Regions from separate parts of the Homo sapiens genome. Here region 1 is linked to region 2. A link is an interaction called in ENCODE POLR2A ChIA-PET data of the cell type or tissue named here. Cell type or tissue: Panc1. All regions are shown on one strand. Region 1 has its middle 54 kb from the start of CNOT10. Region 2 overlaps DYNC1LI1 (dynein cytoplasmic 1 light intermediate chain 1).

Region 1 (8,000 bases), 83 kb after region 2:
ACCGGGAAGGTTCGCAGCTTCAGTTCTGAGCCAGCGAGACCACGAAGCCGCAGGGAGGAACCAACAATTCCAGATGCGCTGCCTTAAGAGCTGTAACACCGCGAAGGTCTGCAGCTGCACTCTTCAGCCAGCGAGCCACGAACCCAGCCGGAAGGAAGAAACTCCAAACACATCTCCACATCAGAAGGAACAAACTGTGGACACGCCGCCTTTAAGAACTGTAACACTCACTGTGAGGGTGCTTGGCTTCATTGTTGAAGTCTGTGAGACCAAGAACCCGCCATTTCTAGGCACAATGTCTCATTTTCTCTCAGCCATTCCAGACTTTACTACTAATCTACTTTGTTTCCAGAGATTTGCCTATTATCAATATTTCACAAAAGGATCATAGAATATGTGGTGAGCTATTTTTATTCACTAACACTTAAGACCAAAATGTGTGGGTTTTTTTTTCCTAATATCAGCCAAATTCTCCAGTTCTCCAGACACCAACTGGGTGTCCAAAAACTCAATTTAAATCTGACAACACACTCCACAGAATTAGTGTCACACCAAGTTAAGGACTCATTCATACAGAATCATCCCCTCTTCAGTCACCAATTGCAAGTGCAAGGTTGCTACTTTTACTTCTGACCAGCTAGCTATAAATTGGAGATCTCATGAGACCCTACTCAGGCCTAGTGATTTACTAGAGTGTCTCACAAAACTCAAGGAAATGGTCTACTTGCCATTACCAGTTTATTCCAAAGGATACAAACTAGGAAAAGAGAAATAGAACAGAAAAATAAGACAAGGTAGATGGGCAAGGGAAACAAAGTTTCTATGTCTGCTCTGACATACCACCCTGCCAAGTACCTCGATGTGTTCACCTACTTGAAAACTCTTCAAACCCAACATTTAGGGGTTTTTATGGAGATTTCATTACTTATCCATGATTGATTAGATCACTGGTGATTGGTGATTAGCTCAATCTCCTGCCTCTCTCCCGTCCAAGGAGGTCAGGGGGTGGGAATGAAACATCCAACCCTCTAATCATGCCTCGTCTTCCTGGAGACCATCCCCCATTCTACAGTTATCTAGGAGTTACCAGCCACCAGTCATTTCATCAGCATGCAAAAGATACTTATTACTCCAGAGATTCTAAGAGTTTTGGGAGCTTTGTGTCAGAAACTGGAGTCAAAGACCAAATATTTATTGTTTATTACATACATGTAGTTTTTTGTAACTGGCCTCTTTCACTTAGCATAATACTTTCAAGGTTTATTCAGGCTGTGATCAGTGGCTCACACCTGTAATCCCAGCACTTTGGGAAGCTGAGGCAGGCAGATCATCTGAGGCCAGGAGTTCAAGACTAGCCTGGCCAAATGGTGAAAACCTGTCTCTACTAAAACTACAAAAATTAGCTGGATGTGGTGGCAGGCGCCTGTAATCCCAGCTACTTGGGAGGCTGAGGCAGGAGAATCACTTGAACCTGGGAGGTGGAGGTTGCAGTGTGCCGAGAATGGCGTGAACCCAGGAGGCGGAGCTTGCAGTGAGTCAAGGTTGAGCCACTGCACTCCAGCCTGGGTGACAGAGCAAGACTCCATCTCAAAAAAAAAAAAAATTATATATGTATATATATATGGTTTGGTTTGGTTTTGTTTTGAGATGGAGTTTCACTCTTGTTGCCCAGGCTGCAGTGCAATGGTGCAATCTCGGCTCACTGCAACCTTCGCCTCCCGGGTTCAAGCCATTCTCCTGCCTCAGCCTCCCAAGTAGCTGGAATTACAGGCGCCCACCACCACACCTGGCCATGGTTTTCTTTTATTAATCTGCCTTTTGTTATAGGGGCCTCAGCCGTGGACCTTTTAATGGGTAAGATATTATTATTTTTCTTTCCCACAATATACTCACTAAACGTCCAGCAGTGGAAATGGTGTGCATGTCATTTGTGATTTTGATGAAATATTATTGCATTAAATTTAGAAAAGCAGTTGACATACAGTAAAGAGTTAACTTGAGACAATGAATGTCATGGGATAATGCTTGATTTGGTAAAAGGTTTCATCTAAATAGTTCTCGTTGTCCCTTAGCATAGGGAATTTCTTACTCAAGCTAGTCTTGTTTAATAAATTTCCATTTTCCAGCATTTGATTAATCTTGACAGTTGGGGTGTAAGCGGTGATCCCAGCACTTTGGGAGGCCAAGGCAGGTGGATTGGTTGAGTCCAGGCGTTTGAGACCAGCCTGGGCAACATGGTGAAACCCCGTCTTTATAAGAAATACAAAACAACTGGGGCCGGACGCAGTGGCCCACGCCTGTAATCCCAGCACTTTGGGAGGCCAAGGAGGGAGGATCATCTGAGGTTGGGAGTTCAAGACCAGCCTGGCCAATACAGTGAAACCCCGTCTCTACTAAAAATACAAAAAATTAGCTGGGCGTGGGGGCGCACACCTGTAATTCCAGCTACTCGGGAGGCTGAGGCAAGAGAATCACTTAAACTAAGGAGGCAAGGTTGCAGTGAGCCAAGATCACACCACTGCACTCCAGCCTGGGTGACAGAACAAGACTCCATCTCAAAAAAAAAACAAAAAAAACCCAAAACCAATTAGCTGAGCCTGGTGGCATGTACCTGTAGTAACAACTACTAGGGAGACTGAGGTAAGAGGATTGCTTGAGCCCAGGAGATCGAGGCTGTAGTGAGCCATGATTGTGCCACTGCACTCCAGTCTGGGTGACAGAGCTAGACCCTGTCTTTAAGAAAAAAAACCCCAAAAACTTAACAATTGGGGTTCTCCCTGGAAACACTGCAGCAAGATGCTACACCTTCCAGAAAGCATAAAAATAATTCTCTATTTATTTGTTGCCTGGCAACAATACTCTTTATTTTTATTCACAGGGAAATTTCAGAAATATTTGCTGATCAGTGCAACTGTGGCAAGGAAGGGGAAAAGTGAAAATAGCTCTCTTAAGGTTCAAAAATTGATATGGCAGTTTAACCTTTTTCATTTGTATAGACCTAGGTGGTGCTCATGACCCTGAAGAGCAAAAAGCATATCAAATGTAAAGGCAGAGTGAATATGATCAGAGAGGATCAAGGGTCTTTGGGATACACTACGTGAAGGTGTTGCAGTTCTCAGGAGGTACGGGTTCAGATTGCATTTATAAGGCTCAACAGTAGGGCTCAGGCTAAATTTTATTTTATTGTCCATCCTGATTAGTCCCTGTGGTAGCAGTATTTTTGTTTCACAACTCCTTCCTTCCCCAAGCTTGCTATGGTTTACTATAGATAAAGTACGCTTCTCCACCTAATTCACGTTGGGCATGGTCAATACAATGTGGGTGGATGTATCATATGCTATATCTGACCAGAGACTTTATATGAGTTTGTGAAATTTGGCATGACCTCCTGCATTTCTGCCTTTTGCTTTGAGGAGAGAATGCCCCAAGTAGCCATTGCCCATTTAGCCTGGGTCCTGGAATGAGAAACACATAGGAAAGACCCAAACCTAAGCCCAAGTGAGCCTGGACAACCCACATGCAGTGCACAGACCAGTGAGTGAAAAATAAATATTTGTTCTTATGAATCACTGACATTTGGGAGTTACCTGTTGTGCAACACTATTGCATTAAATCTTGACTAATACAATCATTGAGAAACTAATTGTTCTCATCAGTGCCTATTGTGAACAATCAAACAGACTAGAATGTGCGCAATGGGTTTCAATCAGGTGTTCCCATTTTCCCAGGCATCAGTCAGATGGAGCAAAGTCTATGTAAGAGACCAACTGGCTTGTCTTGAGGATGCTGAGGGTGTTCTTAAAAGGGAAATTTGTGGGGGTTTTTAAAAGTCTGTGTTTATATACTAGACACAAATATTCCAGAAATATTATTGGTGGGAAAATCAAATTACAGAACATAATGAGAGTGACTTGTATGGACACTCTCATTCAGAAAAACATGCAATCTAGCAGCTTCAGAATTTCTATATAGGTGGGCTGGATGTGTACATAACAATCTCATTAGAAGGGAGTTGGGTCAAACAAGGAGGCTTGACCTTGTATTTGCATAGCACCTTAATATAATTGAAAAATATCCCAATTGGCTATATCAAATAATTGGTTGGAGAGAAGCTGATGAAGATTATGTGGGAACTCTAAAACCCCACACTCACACATAATCCCCAGCTGAGACAGTGTTAGATTAAGTGTATCTATAAATATGTCAAGAGGGGACATAGAAATGTACATATCAAAATGTTAATGGAAATTATAAGTGAAAAGTGAAATTTGGGGGAATCTTTACCGTCTTCTTTGTACTTATCTGTATTGTTGGAATCTTTTGCACTGAACATATATCATTTCCCCCAAAACAATGAAGCTATTTTCTACAGAGAAAAGGAATTCTACTGACCTCCACTTTTTCCTTTATCTCAATTTAATCACCTAAATGGTGCCTAAAAATCCCTAAATTTTAGTTTTCCCCACTATGTCTTTTTTTTTTTTTTTTTTTTTTGAGATGGAGTCTCTCTCTGTCACCCAGGCTGGAGTGCAGTAGTGTGATCTCAGGTCACTGCAACCTCCACCTCCCGGGTTCAAGTGATTCTTCTGCCTCAGCCTCCCAAGTAGCTGGGACTACAGGCACATGCCAACACACCCAGCTAATTTTTTTTTTTTTTGTATTTTTAGCAGAGACAGGGTTTCACCATATTGTCCAGGCTGGTCTCGAACTCCTGACCTTGTGATCTGCCTGCTTTGGCCTCTCAAAGTGCTGGGATTACAGGTGTGAGCCACCTTGCACGGCCCCCCACTATGTCTTACCTTTTTTTTTTTTTAAGCTATTATCTTTTTCTCAAAACAACCAAATATAAAACAACACAAGGCATGTAAAAGAGCCCTGGTCTGATGGCTAAGATTCCAGTTCCAGCTCTCTATTTCTCTCAGGACCTCGGCCTCTGCATCTAAAAAGAGAAGGATTGAACTAATTAGTAGTTACAAACTCAGGTACCTATAGGAACCAAGGAGGAGCCAATGAGAGAAGCAAGTGGGCTGGAAACAGTGGGGCTGTATTGCACGGGAGGATACCAGCCTAGCTAAAGGAGGAAGCCTTTATTCTGTACCACAGAAGGCTGTGCTACAGGGTTTCAGGCCCAGGGTTGCAAGATCTTGCAATTTATTAAGTCTGGAAATCAAGTTTTTATATGAAATCTCCTGATTTTTAAATGTTGGCAAGTAAAATTTTAAAATGTTTTGTGAATGCCGGGCACGGTGGCTCACACCTGTAATCCTAGCATTTTGGGAGGTGGAGGCAAGTGGATCACAAGGTCAGGAGATCGAGACCATTCTGGCCAACATGGTGAAACCCCGTCTCTACTAAAAATACAAAAATTAGTCAGGTGTGGTGGCGCGTTCCTGTAGTCCCAGCTACTCAGGAGGCTGAGGCAAGAGAATTGCTTGAACCCAGGAGGCGGAGGTTGTGGTGAGCCAAGATCGCGCCACTGCACTCCAGCCTGGGCGACAGAGCGAAACTCGGTCTCAAAAAAAAAAAAAAAGTTTTGTGAATTCCTTTCCGACCAAAAACCTCAGCTATGAATCCGTCTGGCAGCCAGTGAGTGACACTGGGTCAGATGACCTTCAGGCTCCTTGTGTCACTCTCCTGGAGCCCACCCAGGGGCAACCTAGTGACAGGAGACCTCACAGTTCCCAAGATAGCATTGTTAAAAAAAAAAAAGAAGAACTATTTGTTTTGTTTTTTAATTGAACAGATCAAGTAAGAGATAATTTATTTGTATGTCAAAAAATTTATCTAACTAATGGGCTTGCTAAATGACCTCTGTGGCTCAATTAAAATATAATTGAATATACCAAAACATGATTTCTTCATAGCCATGGGGATCATGGGATTATGCAAAGCAAACATTCCAGGCACTGTTCTAATGTTTTAAAGTATTATTTTATTTAATCCTTACTCTAATCCTGTGAGTGAAATTTATTGCCATACCCAAGTCATCTAAGTTTTCTTTTATGTTATATTCTAGGAGTTTTAGAGTTTTGAGGTTTACATTTAGTTTTATGATCCATTTTAAGTTAGTTTTTGTGAAAAATTTAAGATCTGTTATCTAGATTTGGGTTTTGTTTGTTTGTTTTACATGTGGATGTCCAGTTTTTCCAGTACCATTTGTTGAAAAGACTATTTTTGGCCAGATGTGATGGCTCATGCCTGTAGTCCCAGCACTTTGGGAGGTTGAAGTGGGCGGATCACTTGAGGTCAGGATTTCGAGACAAGCCTGGCCAATATGGTGAAACCCCGTCTCTACTAAAAATACAGAAGTTAGCCAGGAGTGGCGGCTTGTGCTTATAGTCCCAGCTACTCAGGAGGCTAAGGCAGGAGAATCGCTTGAACCCAGGAGGTGAAGGTTGCAGTGAGTCGAGATCACACCACTGCACTCCAGCCTGGACAACAGAATGAGACTCTGTCTGAAAAAAAAAAAAGAAAAGAAAAGACTTTTTTTTTGCTCCATTATATTGCCTTTGCTCCTTTGTCAAAGATCAATTGACTATATTTATGTGGGTCTATTTCTGGGATCTCTGTTCTGTTTTATTGATCTTTTGTTTGTTTGTTTGTTTGTTTTTGAGACGGAGTCTCACTCTGTCACCCAGGCTGGAGTGCAGTGGTGTGATCTTGGCTCACTGCAAGCTCCCCCTCCCAGGTTCACGCCATTCTCCCGCCTCAGCCTCCCAAGTAGCTGGGACTACAGGCGCCTGCCACCATGCCCAGCTAATTTTGCTTTTGTATTTTTAGTAGAGACGAGGTTTCACTGTGTTAGCCAGGATAGTCTCAATCTCCTGACCTTGTGATCCGCCTGCCTCAGCCTCCCAAAGTGCTGTGTTTGTGTTTACAGGCGTGAGTCACCGTGCCTGGCCTTGATCTGTTTGTTCTTTCATCAACACCACATTATCTTGATTACTACAGCTTTATATTAAGTCTTGAAGTCAGGTAGTGTCAGTTCTCCAGCTTTACTCTTCTTCAATATTGTATTGACTATTCTGGGTCTTATGCCTTTCCATGTAAACTTTAGAATCAGTTTGTTGATATCCACAAAATAACTTGCTGAGACTGGGATTGGGATTGCTTTGAATCTATAGATTAAGTTGGAAAGAATGACATCTTGACTCTATTGAGCCTTCCTATCCATGAACATGGAATATCTCTCCATTTATTTAGTTCTTCTTTGATTTTGTTCATCAGAGTTTTCCAGTTTTCCTTGTATAGATTTAGTACACATTTTGTTAGTTTTATACCTAAGTATTTCATTTTGGGGGGTGATAATGTAAATTATACTGTTTTTAATTTCAAATTCCACTTGTTCAGTGCTGGTGTATAGGTATATAGTTTCCTTTGTAATGTTTTTGGCTGGTTTGGTATTAGGGTTTAGTTAGGAAGTAGTATCCCCTTCTGCATCTATCCTCTGAAAGAGAAAGTAGATAATTAGTAGAATTTCTTCTATAGACATTTGGTAGAATTCACCAGTGAATCCATCTAGGGCTAGGTCTGGTGCTTTCTGTTTTGAAAAGTTATTAATTATTCACTCAATGTCTTTAATAGATACAGGCCTATTCAGATTGTCTATTGCTTCTTGTGTGTTTTGGCAGTTTGTGTCTTTCAAGGAATTGATCCATTTCATCTAGGCTATCAAATCTGTGGGCATAAAGATGTTGATAGTATTCTTTTATTATCCTTCTATTGCCCATCATATCTGTAGTGATGTCACCTCTGTAATTTCTGATATCAGTAATTTGTGTTCTCTCTTTTTTTCTTGGCCTAACTCATTGTTTCTTAAACCTATGTTAGTCAGATTTTTGTCCATACCACTTCCCAGAAACTGCCTTTGTCAAGGTCAACAATGACCTTCACTTGTCAATTCCAAAGGTCAGCTTTCAGTCTTCATCTTTCTTGACCTATTGGCAACACTGGACCCAGCTGATCACTCCCACTTCCTGGAAACACTGGCCTCACTTGGC
Region 2 (8,000 bases):
ATCCACCTGCTTCAGCCTCCCAAAGCGCTGGGATTACAGGCGTGAGCCACCACGCCTGGCCCACCTATGTATTTTCTTATGCAAAGCACAATATTGGCAAATGAAGAACTCTAAGTGACATTAAAAAATGTTACAGGCAGCCGGACGTGGTGGCTCATGCCTGTAATCCCAGCACTTTGGGAGTCTGAGCAAGGTGGATCGCTTGAGCTCAGGAGTTCAAGACCAGCCTGGGCAACATGGCAAAACCCTATGTCTACAAAAAATAAAAAAAATTAGCCAGGCATGGTGGTACGTGCCTGTACTACTCAGGGGGCTGAGATGGGAGGATGGCTTGAGCTGGTGGGGGGGCGGGCAGAGGTTGCAGTGAACCAAGATTGTGCCACTGTACTTCAGCCTGGGCAACAGTGTGGGACCCTGACTCAAAAATAAAAATAAAAAATGTTGCTGGCTTACAACCTGTTAGAAATGACTCATACAATTTTCATAATTCCCATAAAAATCTCCAATTCACATAGGCATGTACAAAATATGTACTTTATAAATCATAAAACCATTTTAATATCTTTATATGTATACTGTCAACATCTTTCTAGGCACATTTCATTTTGACAAGGTCAGTAAGATTACGAATTAAAAAATGAAACTGCTGAAAATGAGCAGCTGAAGAAAGATTCAATCTTTTCACCCTGCAAAGCTACTTTCCAAAATGAACACACACAGCTTTTTGGCAAGGAGAAAAGGCATCTCTACTAAACAGTTTACCATTGTGTCTTATGTTTCTAATTTGAAACTATATTAAAACCTAGCACATCATCTAAAGAGAATTTTAAAAACAGTAGTTACAGGCTGGGCCGGTGGCTCACGCCTGTAATCCCAGCACTCTGGGAGGCCGAGTGGGGTGGATCATGAGGTCAGGAGTGCGAGACCAGCCTGGCCAATATGGTGAAACCCCGTCTCTACTAAAAATACAAAAATTAGCAGGGCATGGTGGCAGGTGCCCGTAATACCAGCTACTTGAACCCAGGAGGCAGAGGTTGCAGTGAGCCAAGATTGCGCCACTGCACTCCAGCCTGGGTGACAGAACAAGACTCTTGTCTCCAAAAAAAAAAAAAAAGTACTTACAATATGCTTACTTCATTAAACCTTTTTTATAGTCAAAAATTCCTAATGATTAAAGTCAGCCAAGACATTTTGTATTTGAAACCTACATTACTGTTTCTAGATTACTTACACTTTTGTTCCATTTGTTTCATTTCTTCAGGAGGGATTTTCAGTTTGTCAACATGTTCTCTAACAACACTTGCCCATTTCTGTAAAGAATCCAAAGCAGTCCAAGGCTTTGACATGTCAACAACCAGCATAACTAGAGTATCCTTCAGAGATACGGCATCCAGTGAAAATTTAAGGAGGCCTTTGTGATATAGGTCTCCATCTAAGATCCAAACATTACATCTTGTTTGATCTACAACAGACAAAACAAAGTAACCAAGGCAACAAGATTAAGTCATTTCATCATCCAACTAACAGTACCACTTGGTATTTTAGTGCATCTCCACAGGAGATGTGCTATTGGCTTTGACAAAGTTCAACAATTTAGGCCATCTACCAATTTATTTAAAGGCCGAAAATGACTTAACTGCCAGTAAAGTTCAACTGTTTAGGCCATCTGCTAATTTATCTAAAGGCCTAAAATGACTTAACTGTAGCATCCTCTACTTCATATTTCTTAATCCAAAACCAGAGGATGCATAACTTGTTTATGTTTTTACCATCAGCAGATAGAGATATGCATACTCAAGATATCATATACAAAAATGAGAAGGCAAGTGATCTACAGAAGAAAAAATAGCTGATAGATAAAAAAGCTGAGTAGATAATATTTTTATCAGAAAATTAGAAAGTGAAATGGGAGTCAACAAAACAATCACTATCTGAGGGAAGATGAACTGAAAAACTGAGATTCTTCAAGTATGGTAGGAAAGAAGTATCTGCACACCAGGATACCTTAAGATGCTTAAAAGTATCATATATGAATCCCAATCCCAAATTAATAAAAGTATGGCTAAACATAGCTATTTCTTGACCAGCATGACATCACAGAACTTCTAGTAAAAAATTACACACTAAAAAAAATCAAAGACTAATGTGAATGGCAGTGCACCTCAAAATAGACTTCAGAAATTTATGTTACAAATGACACTCACCATCCCTGTCTTCATCATGCACATTTAAGTACAAATATTCCAATCCTCTTCCTTTCTTATACTCCTCTATTCCCTGAATTTTTCTTATTAAGCTTGTTTTTCCAGCTCCATCTTCACCTAGATATGTAAAAAAAGGATAAATCTTATAAATTATAACACCGATTATTTAAGGATGCTTTCTAGTACCAAGTGAAAAACCCAACTGGAACTAGCTTCAACCAAAAAGGCAATTTGATGAAATATAATGGAGCAGCTACAGTATTAAACATGCAGACTTGGCTGGGCATGGTGGCTCACACCTGTAATCCCAGCACTTTGGGAGGCCGAGGCAGGCAGATCACTTGAGGTCAGGAGTTTGAGACCAGCCTGGCCAACATGGTGAAACCCCGTCTCTACTAAAAGTAGAAAAATTAGTCAGGCGTGGTGGTGCATGCCTGTAATCCCAGCTGCTCAGGAGGCTGAGGCAGAAGAATCTCTTGGACCTGGGAGGCGGAGGTTGCAGTGAGCCAAGATTGTGCCACTGTACTCCAGGCTGGGTAACAAAGCAAGACTCTGTCTGAAGAAAAAAAAAAGATAAAAAAGATGCAGACTCCATCATGACCAGGATTCTCTCTCCGTCTTGTTAAATCTTGTCCTATCCTATTGCAAATGACTTCCTCTACGGATAATTTTCAGGAGATGAGAAGGTAAAGTGAAACACCTTAGGTTTCAGGAATTTCCACTCTCATGTCATCCCAGTTTAATCTACAAGGAATAAAAGACTCTTACTCTTAGCTTTCAATCTGAAGAACCTCAGGTAAAGACTCTTAATTGGCCCAGTTTGAGTTATATGTCCACCTAAGGGCCAATCAAGGGGGAAGGATGGCACATCAATCAGTTCCCTGTACATCAGGACAGGGAACTGTGACCTTTAGCAGAACCATGAAGCCATAATAAATACGTAGCAGGAGAGATGGTGAGAAAATGGGGATAACAAGTTGGGCAAGAAAAAGTGTAGGGGGGATGTACAACAGACAAAAATTAAAAATAGACTTAAAAGTATTAATGACAGAAAATCACGTGATTTAAATTTGACACAAGTATTTTTTAAAAAGGTTTAAAACTAGGCTAACTAGGCCAGGCGCGGTGGCTCACGCCTGTAATCCTAGCACTTTGGGAGGCCAAGGGAGGTGGATCCCGAGGTCAGGAGTTCAGACCAGCCTGGCCAGCATGGTGAAACCCCATCTCTACTAAAAATACAAAAAATTAGCAGGGCACAGTGGCGCGCATCTGTAATCCCAGCTACTCGGGAGACTGAGGCAGGAGAACTGCTTGAATCCGGGAGGTAGAGGTTGCAGTGAGCCAAGATCACGCCACTGCACTCCAGCCTGGGCAACAGAGTGAGGCTCTGTCTCAAAACAAAACAAAACAAAACTAGGCTAGCTGTTCAATGTTTTGGTGAGGGCTTTTTAATATTGTGAGTATTTAAATGCTACTTACATGTTACTGTTCATGGACTTATTAGAATCATAGTAATAGTATTTATAGATATAAAACTGGAGTTGCTTGAATCTAAGGACTTATTCCTGAAGATCTATGAGTTCTCTAAGAATTTAAAAATTGTCTTCATTTCCATGTTAAGCTAAAAAAAACATATATGTCTTAAGTCTTTATATCTGAATGCTGCCACAAGATTGCAGTGCCCACCTCTGCAATGGTGTTTATAATCCTACTGGGGCCAAGGTGAAGCCAAGTGATGCAGACAGAACAGAAAAGAAAGTCAACACACAGGCATGCCAAATTCAAAGTATCCCAGAGCAGTCAATTCCATATTCAACTGCACCAGGCAGACTGGTTCTTTTTATGAAACATTTTCTAATACTTCACAGCAATAAGTGTAACCTTAAATAGGTAATAAAAAAGGTGACAGTAAGAAATCCAAAGGAAGTAAATACGTTAAAGAGATATCTGTACTCCCATGTTCATTGCGGCATTATTCACAATAGCCAAGATATGGTATCAACCTAATTGTCCATCAACTCCATCAACAAATGAATAGATAAGGAAAATCTGGTACGTGTATGTGTGTATATGCACATATGTACATAATAGTATTGCATTGTGGGTATGTGTATGTATAATATATATGTGTGTGTATATGTTACATGTATACACATACACACACATATATATTATACACACACATACTCGCAATGCAATACTATTTAGCCTCAAAGAAGGAAGGAATTTCCATCATATGCAACAATATGAATGAACCTGGAAGGTTCATCATTATGTTAAATCAGGGGTCCCCAACCCACTGGGCTGTGGACCGGTACCAGTCTATGGCCTGTCAGGAACGAGGCCACACAGCAGGAGGTGAGCCGACAGCATTACCGCTGAGCTCCACCTCCCGTCAGATCAGCAGTGCCGGCATTAGATTCTCATAGGAGCCCAAACCCTAATGTGAACTGCGCACGCCTGGGGATCAAGGCTGCATGCTCCTTAGGAGAATCTAACTAATGCCTGATGATCTGAGGTAAAAGAGTTTCATCCTGAAACGTCCCCACCCAGTCCATGGAAAAACTGTCTTCCATGAAGTCGGTTTCTGGTGCCCAAAAAGACTGGGGACTGCTGTGTTAAATAAAACAAGCCAGGCACCGAAAAGCAAATGCTCCATGATCTCACTCATACATGCAACCTTAAAAAGTTGATCTTACAGAAGTTGAGAACACAACAGTAGTTACCGGGGACTGGGGCCATGGTAGGGAAGGGAGTTGGGGAGAGAGATGTTGGTCAAAGGTTACAGAATTTCAGTTAGACAGGAGGAATACCTTCAAGAGACCTATTGTACAACTTGGTGACTATAGTTATTAACAATATGCTGTACTGAAAAATGCCAAGAGATTAGATTTAAGTGTTCTCACAACAATGACAACTATGTGAGGTAATACATATGTTAATTAGCTTGATTTAGCCATTCCATAATGCATATATATACTCTAAAACTTCATGTACTGTAAATATATACAATTTTACCTAATTTAAAAAAAGAATTTGACACTAAATTTGTATTTTTCAGTACTATTTTTACAAAGTACCATTAAACTGGCCCATCAAAAAAAGAAATTAGGTTTAAAAACAGTAATATCTATGATGACAATGATTCCCATAATGATCATGTTTAAAATGCTTAAAATGGAAATAACCAGTAAAAAATAAAATATAAAAATATTTCTTTCTATTACTAAACCCAACACTGGCATTTAATTTCAGCAAAACATCAGTTGTTATATTGATGTTTCTAATTTGAATTTTACCAAGTTCTATAGTTTCTATGGCATTTAATTTATAAGTACTTATAAATCAGTATAGTTTCTACGGCATTTAATTTATAAGTACATTTAATTTATAATTTTGGGGTTTGGAGTTATTTGGGAACTATAAGCCAAAAAAAATAAGTATATCTAGTTGCCTCAGCAGACACAAGCATTAGACTTTATATAATAAAAATAATTTAAATCACCATGTGAAGAGATCTATGAATATCTTCCTTTAAAAGGAGCCTGAATCTGTTCTAGAACTAGGAAAAGAATCAAGATTTCTTAAGGTTTTTATTCTTATGACAGGCTACTTTCCTGAAAGAAATCCTCTAAGTTAAAATGATATCAACTTGATTTGGATTATCCCACAAAAACAATGTTTTGCACTGTAAGTAAAAACCTAGTGCCCAGCCTTATAACAGAAGCTTACTGAACAACACAATATTCAATAAGTATTTTGTAAAGCATACACAGATCCATAAAAATAAGCAGTAATTAGTTAAGTAAAACTACATATAATATGACCCAGGATTTATCTTATTTCTTTAATTCCCACTTTAAATGTTAGAAAATGAAAAGACACTACCTTGATTGAGCCATCCCACAATGTACACACATTTCAAAACATATTGTACACAATATACACAATTTTTGTCAGTTTTAAAAAAGTGAAAAGACACCTTCATAAGGGTAAAAACTTCAGATGAGTTTATTTCAACTTATTTCTTAAAATATTAATATTTCAACTTACTTAAATATAAAGGCTTCCAAATAAAAAATACGTAGCTGCAGAAAATCTCATGCATAAGCAAAAGAATAGAAATCATATTATCTAGAAATAATCATTGATAATTTGGTTATCTCTGATGGCGATATTATGAGTAATTTTTTCAATAACAAGCTTGTGTCTTCCTTTTAGTTTAACTAATCTCTAAAGGTTTAAGTTAGTAGATTCAGAACAGATTTTGAGCCTGAATTCATGACATCAAAAATACTATTGGCCGGGCACAGTGGCTCACGCCTGTAATCACAGCACTTTGGGAGGCCAAGGCGGGTGGATCACCTTAAGTCGGGAGTTAGAGACCAGCCTGACCAACATGGAGAAACCCCGTCTCTACTAAAAATACAAAATTAGCCAGGTGTGGTGGTGCATGACTATAATCCCAGTTACTCGGGAGGCTGAGGCAGGAGAATCGCTTGAACCCGGGAGGCGGAAGTTGCAGTGAGCTGAGATTGCGCCATTGCACTCCAGCCTAGGCAGCAAGAGTGAAACTCCGTCTCAAAACAAACAAACAAAAAAACAAAACTGTCAATCTAACTATATAGGCTCACTATTTTAATTTCTTGCAGCCATCACTACAGCATGGTTGTTTCCTTTTTCTAAAGACTGAACAGGGTTCTCCTCCACTTATCATAAGATCAGAGTTTATTCCTCTCTGTGAATGTTGTCAATCATTCGTTTCACTGGACGAATTAATAATTTTCTAACTATTAGAACTATCAGAATCACCTGCAGGATTTGTTATAAGGTATCAGAATCACCTGAGAAGTTTGTTAAAACACAGATTACTGGGACCCACCCCCTTAGTTTCTAATCCAGTAAATATTGAGTGGGGCCTAAGAATCTGCATTTCTAACAAGTTTCCAGAGATGCTGATACTGCTGGTACAGAAGCCACATTGAAAACCATTCCATGGCTGGATGTGGTGGCTCATGCCTGCAAACCCAGAACTTTGGGAGCCGAGGCAGGTGGATCACTTGAGCCCAGGAGTTCAAGAGCCTGGGTGATCAAGTGAGATCCCATCTCTATTTATAGTTTTTAAATGTGTAAAAAAAATTTTAACAGCAAATTAAAAAAAAAAAAAAGAAAACCACTGCATTAAACATTTATTAAACTAAGCCAAACACTAAGAATATGAAGATCCTTATATCAAAATTGTTGTCCTCTAAGAGCTCATAAATTGGAAGGGGATAACAAATACGAAACAGTTTCAAGATATTGTCATTACAACTACACCAGAGATATGCAACAAATCAGGAAGTCAGCCCAGAGGGAAGAGCCTGGTTTTACTTGGAAGTCAGAAGTCTTTGCAGAAAAGGTAACGCTTTAGTCAAATCTTGTACAGTTAATGAACCATGGAGAGTCTGTCATTCCAGGAAGTAAGAACACATGAAAAAAGCACATACAGAGACCCAGAAGCAAAGAAGCATCCTTCTAGGAAGGACAAATAATTTGAATGCATGAGATTTAGGATGTGAAGGGGAAAGGAAGCAAAAGGTGAAAACAAACAGTGGAGGCCAGATCATGAAAGGCATCTTATGCCAAGCTGAGAAGGTCAGACTATTCTGAAGATGAGGAACCACTGGCACAGTTTAGGTACTTTAGAAAGAGTGCTATGGAAAAGTGTGGAAGAATGACTGACAAGAGTAAGTTTAGGAGTAAAGAGACAAGACAATAGGCTATTAATGGAGTCCTAGCAAAAAATGAGGTAGT

What was found. ChIA-PET counts read pairs that join two places held together with the same protein. Peaks named below come from ENCODE experiments on the same cell type or tissue, not always from the same donor. Only the 100,000 strongest peaks of a DNase experiment are listed, where the experiment ranks them.
Region 1: POLR2A ChIA-PET joins it to region 2 with 5 read pairs; 4 of 35 experiments call an interaction of 5 or more read pairs at or near these places.

The regions. Positions count from the first base shown.
Region 1 is chr3:32,626,842-32,634,841 of GRCh38, forward strand. No RefSeq gene overlaps it. Among named protein-coding and RNA genes, the nearest start is that of CNOT10, 54 kb to the right of the region's middle. In Panc1, no CTCF peak of the experiment used is centred here; a DNase peak (open chromatin) is centred at 3,635.
Region 2 is chr3:32,543,645-32,551,644 of GRCh38, forward strand. It overlaps DYNC1LI1 (dynein cytoplasmic 1 light intermediate chain 1), which reads right to left. Exons shown (of 13, transcript NM_016141.4): 3 at 2,205-2,321; 4 at 1,232-1,462. Among named protein-coding and RNA genes, the nearest start is that of DYNC1LI1, 23 kb to the right of the region's middle. In Panc1, no CTCF peak of the experiment used is centred here; no DNase peak of the experiment used is centred here.